2 separate regions of the Homo sapiens genome follow, and region 1 is linked to region 2. Evidence: chromatin loops called from intact Hi-C (ENCODE). Cell type or tissue: heart right ventricle. All regions are shown on one strand. Links, peaks and the distances in the headings refer to the core of each region. The heading gives the core; the rest is flanking DNA.

Region 1 (5,385 bases), core at 236-5,235, 420 kb before region 2:
AGATGAGGAGGTGGTGTCTCTAGTGGTCTGCCCAGCTCACATAGCAGTGGGGGTCCGATCTAGAATAGATTCCTGGCTTACATTTTGGACACAATGCCATCTCCTTAGTCAAGGGCCTTTTGGGGGCTCCTTTACAAAAGCAGTTAGCCCTTGCGTTCTCTTGTTCATTTGTTTCCAGCATTTACTATGTAGGCTTTAAGTTATTAAGCAGTCACTTCACAGTTTGTAATTGTGTTTGATTTGATTCTTATTCCTAGTCATAAGTAATATAGCCCTTCAGTTTTAAAATAGTTACTCTAAATTGGTCATGGAAGAATTCTTGTTTTGTCACTCTAAAATTCAACCCAAAGTCCAATTCAATTTGAGTTAGCATTCTGAGAGCATATCCGTATTAAGGTTATTAAGAGAGTAGTGTATGAAATAACTTTTTAATGCATTGCTTCACAGTAGCCCATGGTGACCAAATAGTTTCACAGATAAACCACCCAGTACATTTAAGAAGATACAGTTACAACTCAGAGGAAGTGGATTTTCCAAAAAGAGGAAGATTCTATACTCCAGAGGTAGATATTATGGTTTGTTTATTAAAGTGAAAATCTCTCTTTGTTCTTTTCATTCTGCTGTATTTCTTTTTAAAAAATGGAGTTGAATTTCATGCAGTAAAATGCACAAATCAGTGAGTTTTGATAAATGTGTATACTTACACCCCATGAAGATAATGAACATTTTGGCTGGGCGCAGTGGCTCATGCCTGTAATCCCAGCACTTTGGGAGGCCAAGGCGGGTAGATCACCTGAGGTCAGGAGTTTGAGACCAGCCTGGCCAACGTGGTGAAACCCCATCTCTTCTAAAAATAAAAAAAAAAATTAGCTTGGCGTGGTGGTGCATGCCTGCAATCCTAGCTACTCGGGAGGCTGAGGCAGGAGAATCGCTTGAACCCCGGAGGCGGAGGTTGCAGTGAGCCGAGATTGCGCCACTGCACTCCAGCCTGGGTGACAGAACAATACTCTGTCTCAAAAAAAAAAAAAAAAAAAAGACAGTAATAAACATTTTCATCACCCTAGAAAGTGGCCTGGGACCTCTTCCCAGTAAGTCCCCATCTCCCTTAACTTTGGGGGAAATATATTTTGATTTTTTTTTCCATCCTAGATGAGTTTTGCCTGTTCTAGAACTTCACATAAATAGAACTGTACAGTATGTACTGTTTTGGGTCATAGTCTTTTTTCCTGAGAAGAATGTTTTGGAGATTTGTTTCATAGTATTAATATTTCATTCCTGTTCATTGCTGAGTGGTATTCTGTCATATGAATACTCATAATTTGCTTACCCATTTTTTTTTTTTTCTGAGATGGAGTCTTGCTCTGTCATCCAGGCTGGAGTGCAATGGCACGATCTCGGCTCACCGCAACCTCCACCTCCCGGGTTCAAGCGATTCTCCTACCTCAGCCTCCTGAGTAGTTGGAATTACAGGAGCCCGCCACCACATTCGGCTAATTTTTGGATTTTTAGTAGAGACAGTGTTTCACCATGTTGGCCAGGATGATGTCAAACTCCTGACCTCAGGTGATCTGCCTGCCTCGGCTTCCCAAAGTCCTGGGATTACAGGCGTGAGCCACCGCATCCGGCCTGTCCATTCTTTTGATGGACATTTGGGTTGTTTGCAGTTTTGGGCTATTAGGAGTAAAGTGACTATGAACATGCTTATGGCAGTCTCTTTGTGAACCTATGTTTGCATTTAATTTGGGTAAATACCTGAGAGTGGAAGTTTTAGGTAATGGGGTAGGTGAAAGTTTATGAGAAATTGCCAGTTTTTCTAAGTGGTCATACTGTTTTACATTACCACTATATTCTCCTGTGCTTTTTGACCTCTGAAGTTGAATAAAATAGATTATTAAACTATATATAATTTGGCTTAACAGAAAATGTATTTGTTTACTTACATGAGGATGTGGATATCAGTGCCACATAAGTAGTGTAGGCAATTCTTAACTTCTATCAGCCTCAATATTTTCATTTTTGGGGATAATGCTAATTATCTGCCCAGTGTCATGGTTTTGTACATAATTATCTGAAAGCACTTTGGAAAGCATGAAGCACTATACAAGGGTAAGATGGTAATATTTTGTTTACAATTATTAATATCTATTATAATTTGATATAATTTTGCCATCTAATAAGTTTGTAATGCTGGGCTAATTCGATTAATTTTTTATCATGTATTTTGAAACAAAGAAGTAGGTAACTCCTTGGTATGTTTATATTAAAATTATTTTTATGGCCCACAATTCATCTTTAGAATAATTATACAGAAATATAATGGTTATTTACTGTCTGTTTACTTATTTATACCCTGCCTTACTCCAAAAAATATTTTAAGATGATTTACAGATTAATTTATCAAGAAAAATAGATGGTTAAGTGTTTCTTGTCTTGTCCACAGAGTGTCACTGTTGGTTTATTTGAAAATCAAAAGCCATTTAAGATTTGGTTCTTTGTTCATGGTTAGAAATACTTGCTTTTAAAGCAGTTCTGGTGCTAGAAGACTCGTTTATCTACCACGAAGTATATAAATGGTTAAGCTTGATGAAAATGGTGTCTTAAGTGTAGCTGGGTTAATGAGAACACAATTCTGCAAATATATCTTTTCCTGTAGTTGTAGGATTTGTGATGGGCAAAGGTCCTTTGATATCACAAATAGGCCTTAGGTGCTTCTTGAAAATGAAATGGAAGTTCTGAACTTTTCTTTCTTTCATATGTTCTTTTGGTTTATTAATAATTTTTCCTTAGACAATAACATGAATACTTGATTGTGAAGAAGGTGGAAGTATCATTAATGAATGTATACCAGACTTTGAATCTTTATATAATATTAAATGCTCATTGCCAAATATATTCCAAGAAAGCAATTTGAATTCTTTTTCAGTCTTCATATATACTACAGAATTACTCTGAACTCAGGCTGAAGGAAATATCTCTCTCTCCTGAATCTGTATGCTTCTTTTCATTAGACAATGAGCTCTGAAGCATTTTGTTTCCTTCTTTTCCTTATCTAGTAGGAAATTCACAGCATTTTTGTACCCAGTTTCATTAGCTTTTCTAATTTTTAAAAGAATTATAGATTTACAGAAGAGTTGCAAAAATATTTCAGGGAATTCTCATATATATGCTTGACACAGCTTCCCTTAATGTTAACTTACATGTATAACTTAAAATTATGGTAATTGTAATAATCACAGCACAGTTATCAGAACCAGGAAATGAACATTGGTGTAGTACTATTAGCTAAACTGTGGTCCTTGTTTGAATTTTGCCATTCCTACCCAATCCCATGTCCTTTTTCTGTTCCAGGATAAAATCTAGTATCCCACATTGAATTTAGTTGTGTCTCCTTAGCCTCTTCTAGTCTGTGACAGCTCCTTATTCTTTCCTTGTCTTTCATGACTTTGACACTATTGATGACCACTGCTCAGTTATTTTATAAAATGTCTCGATCTTGGTGTGTCTGATACTTTCTCTTGAATAGATCGAGATTATGCATTTTTGGCAAGAGAGTAACACATGAGTGATGTTATCTCCTCATTGAATCATATTGGGGGATAGGTGGTGTTGATATTTTTTTTATTGGTGATGTTAACATTGATCACTTGGTTAACATGATGTTTTCCAGATTTTTCCACAGTAAAGTTACTATTTTTCCCCATTGCCCACGATAAAGATTTTGGGTGGCAGGGGATTTTGAGACTCTGCTAATATCCTGTTTCTCTTCAACTCACCAAGACAAGTTAGTATCCATGCATGGATTTTACCTGCAGCAGCCATTATTGTGGTGTGTGCCTTATGTTGATTCTCTGTCTCCCTCATTCCTTCTGGATTTATTAATTGGAATGCATTTGCAAGGGAGAGCTGTCCTTTATCTCCTATTTATTTATTCAATTATGTATATTCATATTAATATTGACTCATGGACATTTATTGCATTGTATGAGTTATAATCCAGTATTGTAATTATTTCTTCATTGATCAAATTTTCCAGCTTTGGCTATTGGGAGCTCCTTCAGTTGATTCCCATGGCCTTTTGACTTGTCCCTGCCTTTTTTGTATACTCACTTGTTTTCTGACATCACAAGATAGTCTAGGCTCATCTGTACTTTCCCTGTCTTAGCTCTGGAATTAAACTGTTCTCTAAGGAGCCCCGGTTCCTTTAGTTGGAGACTGGTATTTAGAAACCGAGATCTGGACACTAGGTGTGTTCATTGCTCCTCTTGTGTCATTGATCCTAGGCCTTCTCAGTGGACAGAACTAGGAAATAAATGTAGGTATCCCAATCCATGCACACACATACATCTATATTTCAGTCTCGCTATATATTAAAACTATATGTTCATACTGATATTCAGTAGCTTTTCTTAAACCTAGGTTCTTATATAATAACTTCTTTGCCTACCTCCTTTATTAATCAGCTCTTTTATTCTCATATTCTCTTTTTCTTGGCTTTATAAGACTTCTGAAATCCTCTGGAACATAGGGGAGAAACAAAAAGAATTTAAAAATATAAATATTTAAACTGTTCTTTTTATAGTGCTTACTTTGGCTCCTAGTGATATTAAGACATTGACTACTTATTTTTTATATATATATATTTGAGATGGAATCTCGCTCTATCACCCAGGCTGGAGTGCAGTGGCGCAATCTTGGCTCACTGCAACCTCCTACTCCTGGATTCAAGCCTCAGCCTGCCTCAGCCTCCCGAGTAGCTGGGACTACAGGCACGTGCCACCACGCCCGGCTAATTTTTTGTATTTTTAGTAGAGACAAGGTTTCGCCGTGTTAGCCAGGATGATCTCAATCTTCTGACCTTGTGATCCACCCGCCCCGGCCTCCCAAAGTGCTGGGATTATATGTGTGAGCCACTGCACCTGGCCTATTTTTTAGAATGTTAATAGAACAATGAAGTTTCTTGTGATGAAAATGATAGAAACCATCTTTCTGGATTCCAACACTGTTGTAAAGTATGAAGTTCTGTCTCTCAAATGTAGTTTTCTGAAATACTGAGCCAAAAAAATTTTTAATCACATTTAATACCATTGTACTATTTTTTTTTTTTTTCTGAGACAGAATTTCGCTCTTATTGCCCAGGCTGGAGTGCAGTGGTGTGATCTCAGCTCACTGCAACCTCTGCCTCCCGGGCTTAAGCGATTCTCCTGCCTCAGCCTCCCGAGTAGCTGGGATTACAGGCGTGCGCCACCACACCCGGCTACTTTTTGTATTTTTAGTAGAGACAGGGTTTCGCCATGTTGGCCAGGCTGGCCTCGAACTCCTGACCTCAGGTGATCTGCCCACCTCGGCCTCCCAAAGTGCTGGGCTTACAGGCGTGAGCCACTGTGC
Region 2 (5,385 bases), core at 308-5,307:
TTCAAGGACAGCATAACCGTCCCCCCCACCAAGAAATTTACAAACATTGCCAGGAAGTTTTTTTTTTTCCTCTCATGTTTTACCTAAACCCTTTTTGCTGTAAGTGAGCCCAGTGTTTTGTTTGTCTTTAATGGAAACAAAAGTCAAACCTCCTTCTTTTAGTAGTTCCCAATTTAAGCACTAGACCTTTTTGCAGCCTCCTATCCTCAAGACTCAAGGATCCTGTCTCTTCTCACTTTCTCCCATTTCCTATCTTATAAACTTTTGTCATCTTGGTTGCTCTTTCCCCAATTTCTTCATCTACTTTGTAGAATCAAGAACTCCAGGTAGGTGATGAAAAGGTTCTAAAATTGATTGTGGCAATGGTTGTACAACTCTGTGAATATACTTTTAAAAGTTTGAACTGTACACTTTAAAATGGGTAAATTGTTATGTGAATTATATCTCAATAAAGTTACCTTTTAAGAAATAACAAAAGAATCCCAGATAGAAATTGGGAACTGACTATGGGTTCCAGCAAATCCTCCTAAAACTGAATAGTTACTGCCCATCTTTGATAGTTATATCTCTGTTACTATGTCCCCATTTTCCATTGCCCCCCCCATCTTTGATTGATTATATGCCCATTAATACCTCCTCATTTCCCAGGTTTTCTTGGCTGTCACAACTTTGCTTGGAATGTAATCCTCCATGGCTCATTTCTTGGAATCTGGAATCCCCTCCCCTAAGTGGTTTCCCCTGAACAGACCTTCCCAGGCCCTCAGTTTGGTCCTTGCTATTTCTCTGTCAGGGTTCAAACTCTGTTAGGCCATAGGCTTCTTAACTTAAACAAACTCTCTTGAAGCAGACTAGGGTGTAAAAAGAAAAATCACAAAACAACAGCCACTCTGGTCTGGAGTCCCACCTGTCTGGTGCCTCACCCTGTAGGGCCTTGAAGCACTGCAGCTTTATGCCATCTCCCCCTCCCTCCCCCAGCACCTCCCTGTCAGGGCTCTGGACAGCAGGGCAATGTGCCTTCCACTATTTTGCTTTACATCTTATCCAGGAACAAAGAGGACACTTAGGGAACATGTGATCTAATGACCTGTAGGCTCAGAATGAGGAGACCAGACTCCTGACCATCCTTCCCTTCCACTGAAGGGAGATCGAGGCCCAGAGTAACAGTCAAGCATTCAAGCACTGTCCCCACAAAACAAAGACTTGGTCTCTGGTTACAGGATGTCAGCAGGTGTCAGTCCCCAAGGTGGCCATCATAGCAATGGAGACCATTGGAATGACAAGTGCGCTCAGGAATTCAGTCTTCAGGGTGGCAGGACCAGCATACAGAGTTAATCATTTTTTGTTAACAACTGATGGTTTTTTAATGAGGCTTTGTGATTTCAGGCACAGATGGAAAGCAGCTAACAAGGTCTTGCCTGGTAGAAGTCCTTGGGGAAATCGTGTTAACACACTGATAACATTATTGGTAAAGAGGATCTCAACTATTGTGAGTGAATGGGTGCTCCTAAGGTACTTGAGCGTGGAGGAGAATAGCCTGTTTTCTTTGTGTGTCTGGGGAATACCACTCAACAGGCAGTGTGAGAGCCAGATAATGGAAGGCCAATTCTTCAAGCTCTGAATCCTTTTATTGGAAGTGTTTTCAATGGGAAACTTTTCAAAATGCATTAAGCATCTTGGCAAAGGAAACCTTTCCTTGACTGGGTCATTGTTATGAGCAGGGGCAACTGGCCAGGGCTGAGATGACACGATGCCCTCCAGGCTGTCCAGGGAAGGGGCTGTTTGTCTCTAGCTGGTATTGACTCTCCTGTCCCCAGTGCCAACTCCACATGAGTGCCTTCCTTCTTTGCCTTTTTATTGGTTTGTTTTTAAAATCTCTTCCAATCCTGTCCCTTCTCAGCTTCCATGACAACAAGGCATGATTTGATCACCATCACTGGCCCACTGGCTCTCATCCAGAAACTGACCCATGAAATTGTCCCCTGGTCCCTGGCAAGTGCCTCTTCCTTCCCCACTCTGCAAGGCCCAACCCCAGTGTCTCCGGTAGGGAGACCATCCCCAGCTCCTCTCCTCCCCATGCTTCCCTGAGACTCCCTGCAGGGGAGGAACAGGCTAGGAAAGCCTCTCCCATTTTATTGAGCCAGTCTTTGTCCCTTGGGTGGGAAGCTCCCTGAGAGCAGGCACAGCTTTTGGTCCATAGCGCATAGTATCTGGCAAAGCCTCAATAGTTGCTTATTGAATTGAAACCTGGAGCACCTTCTCTGCTTTCATATATATCATTTCTTGGCCATATTGGCTCCATCCCAAGCTTGGCCACTGTCAGGCCTTTCTGGTTTGGCCCTATTTTGGATCCTAGTCAAAGGTGACTTGTACAAGCACCAGATGAATGGAACACCATGATTTAGACATTTGGGGTATGGTCCTGTGTCCTATTTATTTACTCTTTAGACCCTTCCTTTGTTTTGACCATCAAGGTTAAAATCCAGCAGAGCCCATTTGAGCAACCACAAATTTTCAAATAATTAAAATTTTAATTTATGTTTTACTGGTTTCCCTTTCTTCCTCTCTCCCTCCTACCCTCCTTTCTTCCCTCTTTCTTCCCTTTTTCTCTTTTCTTTTTTAAAAAACTCCCCAAAGTGCTGCTTCTGCTTAATTTTATAAATGGCAAGAACTCCCCAGGGAGCCCTGGTTGTTTCCCAGGCCTCATCTCCCTGACCTCTGGGAGGTACAGGTGTGAAGGCATGGAGGTATGAGGCACTTTCATCCCCCTCCTCCTCCTTAGCTTTCCTGGCAAACCTCTCTCCCCATGCTCTGGTCTCTCTGATTGTCTCTTCATTTTGACCTCTGCAGATAACGATGCTGATGCTCCACTTCTTCCCTCTCTTTCAGGCCTAAGTTCTCATTCCCTGTGCTTTCCTAGGATGACATTCTCATAGTTGTCTCCAACATTTTTATTTTGTTTATTTATCTCTATCTTCAGCTCTGACTTCTCTTTCCCCCTCTCTCTCTCCTTCTTTCCTTCTCTCCCTCCCTTCCTCTCTCTCTTTCTCTCTGCCTCTTTCTCTTTCTCTCCCCCTCACCAACCCGCCATATTAATAGGCTGGTGTCTCATATTCATCATCCTAGAACTAGACAGCATCGCCCATCCTCAACCCCTCCTCAGATCCAATGTACACCCTCTGCATCTGCTGCTGCCTGCTTCCTGGTTCTCCAAGCAAGAAATGTGGAGCTGTTCTTCATGACTTCTCCCTCACTTTCACCTCCCAGATACCTGTCTTCCTGACTTTGACTCCCCAGTCTTCCTCAAATCCATCATTCCTTTCCTCCATACTACTGTTCTTGAGCCTGCCCACATCATCCTCTGCCTAGATTCTTACAGTGGTGTCAGAACGGGATGGGCACCATGCACCCATCTTTAGCTTGCCTGATTCTCTCCTCTATACTGCCACCGGGATTGTTTTGGTAATAGGCAAGCTTCACCATGTCGTTCTGCTGCATAAAAGCCTGTGGTGTTGGATACCTCCCCGCACCCTGTGGCCTCACATGTCAGCAGGCCTCCTGAGGTCACGGCCAGCCCAGCACTGTGGCTAGAACTCCCTGCTTCACCCTATGTGTAAGCTCCAGGGATACAGGAAGGTTAGCAGTTCCCAGCCCTGCCTGTGAGGTTCCACCCCTGAGTGCCCTCCTCTTGACACTCCTTCCCCACCTTCTTGGGTTTTTTTTGTTTGTTTTTTGTTTGGAGACGGGGTCTCTCTTTGTTGCCCAGACTGGTCTCGAACTTCTGGCCCCAAGTGATCCTCCCACCTCACGCTCCCAAAGAGCTGGGATTATAGGCACCAACCACTGCACTTGACCTTCGCCATCTTCTTACTCTGACTAATCCTTCAGGATTCAGCTCAAAACAACACCTCCTCCAGAAAGCTTTCCATGACTGCTCTGGCATAAGCTAAGAGCCCCTCTTGCCCTCCCATAGCAACATATGCACACATCTGTATATCAACTCATCCATCTCATTCAATTGAAAGTATGACTCTGTCTATCCCACTGTGTCACACACTCCTCTAGGGCCAAGGTCATTGTCATTGTATCTCATACACCTAACACAGTGCTTGACATGTAGGGGACCCTCAATAAATGTGTGTGGACTGCACTGAACCTATGTGGAAAGTGCAAGTGTGCCCTTCTTAGCCAAACCAGTACAATATATGGAAACCCAAACATACGAAACAAATATCTGGAATCTATAATTGACTTTGCAAAAGAAGATGAACTACTTGATTCCTTTAAACCGTATGGCTTACTATGTTTTCAAAACAAGATGGATTCTTCAAAAGTGGTTTCTACACTCTTATAAAAATATACATAAAACATAAAGCAAGCAATAGTCAACATCTCATCACTGGCATACAAAGAAAATGCTTGAGCATTCACCTCCCCAGAGTTTGTGGATTTCTTTATAAATGACATGCATGGACTACCAAACAAATATGTACATTATAAAATAAGTGCAAAAATAGAAATGTTGGACAAAAATGAAACAAACATAAATAGGTTCAATATTTTCTTTCTACGCCCCAATTCATTATCTTATGTATCCCACCGGGTCATAATGAAATGAGACTATTATACATCTTTCAACTGGCTGAACACAACCTTTAAATTCTCTTAGAGATCCATGCATTCTTCTTTCTTGAAATATGAGAAATAACCAAGCACAAGAGGTTTCTGCATCAGAAGTAGAATGAGTGCCTGTCACTACACCTAAGCAGGGGGATGGCTGGAGACCCTGAGTAAAAGTTAAGAGTGCCAGTGTTAGAGCCACAAAGTCTGGATTGAATTCCCAGCTTTGCTCCTTTCTAGCTGTATGACTTTGGGCAGGTCACTTAACTTCTCTGCTTCCATTTTCTCAACTGTGAAATGGAAATAATAAAATATCTTCAAGTATCTGGGTTTGTGCACTGGGGTACCAAGGACAGGGTACTCAATAAATGAGCACACAGTAAGCATGAGCAAGGGATATAAATGATATAAATAATGATAAATAAATGTATTTGTATTATATCTTGTTTACAGATAATAATAGGGAGCAAGGTCACCACAATTCTAGATTTTAAAAAGACTTTAATTCCAGTAAGCAGAGTTTTAGATTTCACTTTGTTCCATGAAAGTGGGTTTCCAGCCAGGCACTTTCATGCCTGCTTCCAGACTACTGACCAATATTTGAACTAATGTAAATGTCATTTTGATTTCCTTCCCATTGGCCTGAGAAAAGGGTTGATCGCTTGGCTATCAGCAAGAAAATGAACTCGTTAGAATAGGAGAAAAAGTGACACAGGCTGGGAGAAAGAAGCCTGAAGGCAAAATTGGGCCTGGAATCAAAGTGGCATG

The links. Hi-C counts contacts between places; a loop is a spot of excess contacts. Peaks named below come from ENCODE experiments on the same cell type or tissue, not always from the same donor. Only the 100,000 strongest peaks of a DNase experiment are listed, where the experiment ranks them.
Region 1: a loop joins it to region 2, with 6 times the contacts of the local background. A loop is called at or near these places in 29 of 110 quality-filtered maps.

The regions. Positions count from the first base shown.
Region 1 is chrX:18,207,743-18,213,127 of GRCh38, reverse strand. It overlaps BEND2 (BEN domain containing 2), which reads left to right. Exons shown (of 14, transcript NM_153346.5): 4 at 448-563. Among named protein-coding and RNA genes, the nearest start is that of BEND2, 10 kb to the left of the region's middle. In heart right ventricle, for the core only: a CTCF peak has its summit at 2,448; no DNase peak of the experiment used is centred there.
Region 2 is chrX:17,789,405-17,794,789 of GRCh38, reverse strand. No RefSeq gene overlaps it. Among named protein-coding and RNA genes, the nearest start is that of SCML1, 55 kb to the right of the region's middle. In heart right ventricle, for the core only: no CTCF peak of the experiment used is centred there; no DNase peak of the experiment used is centred there.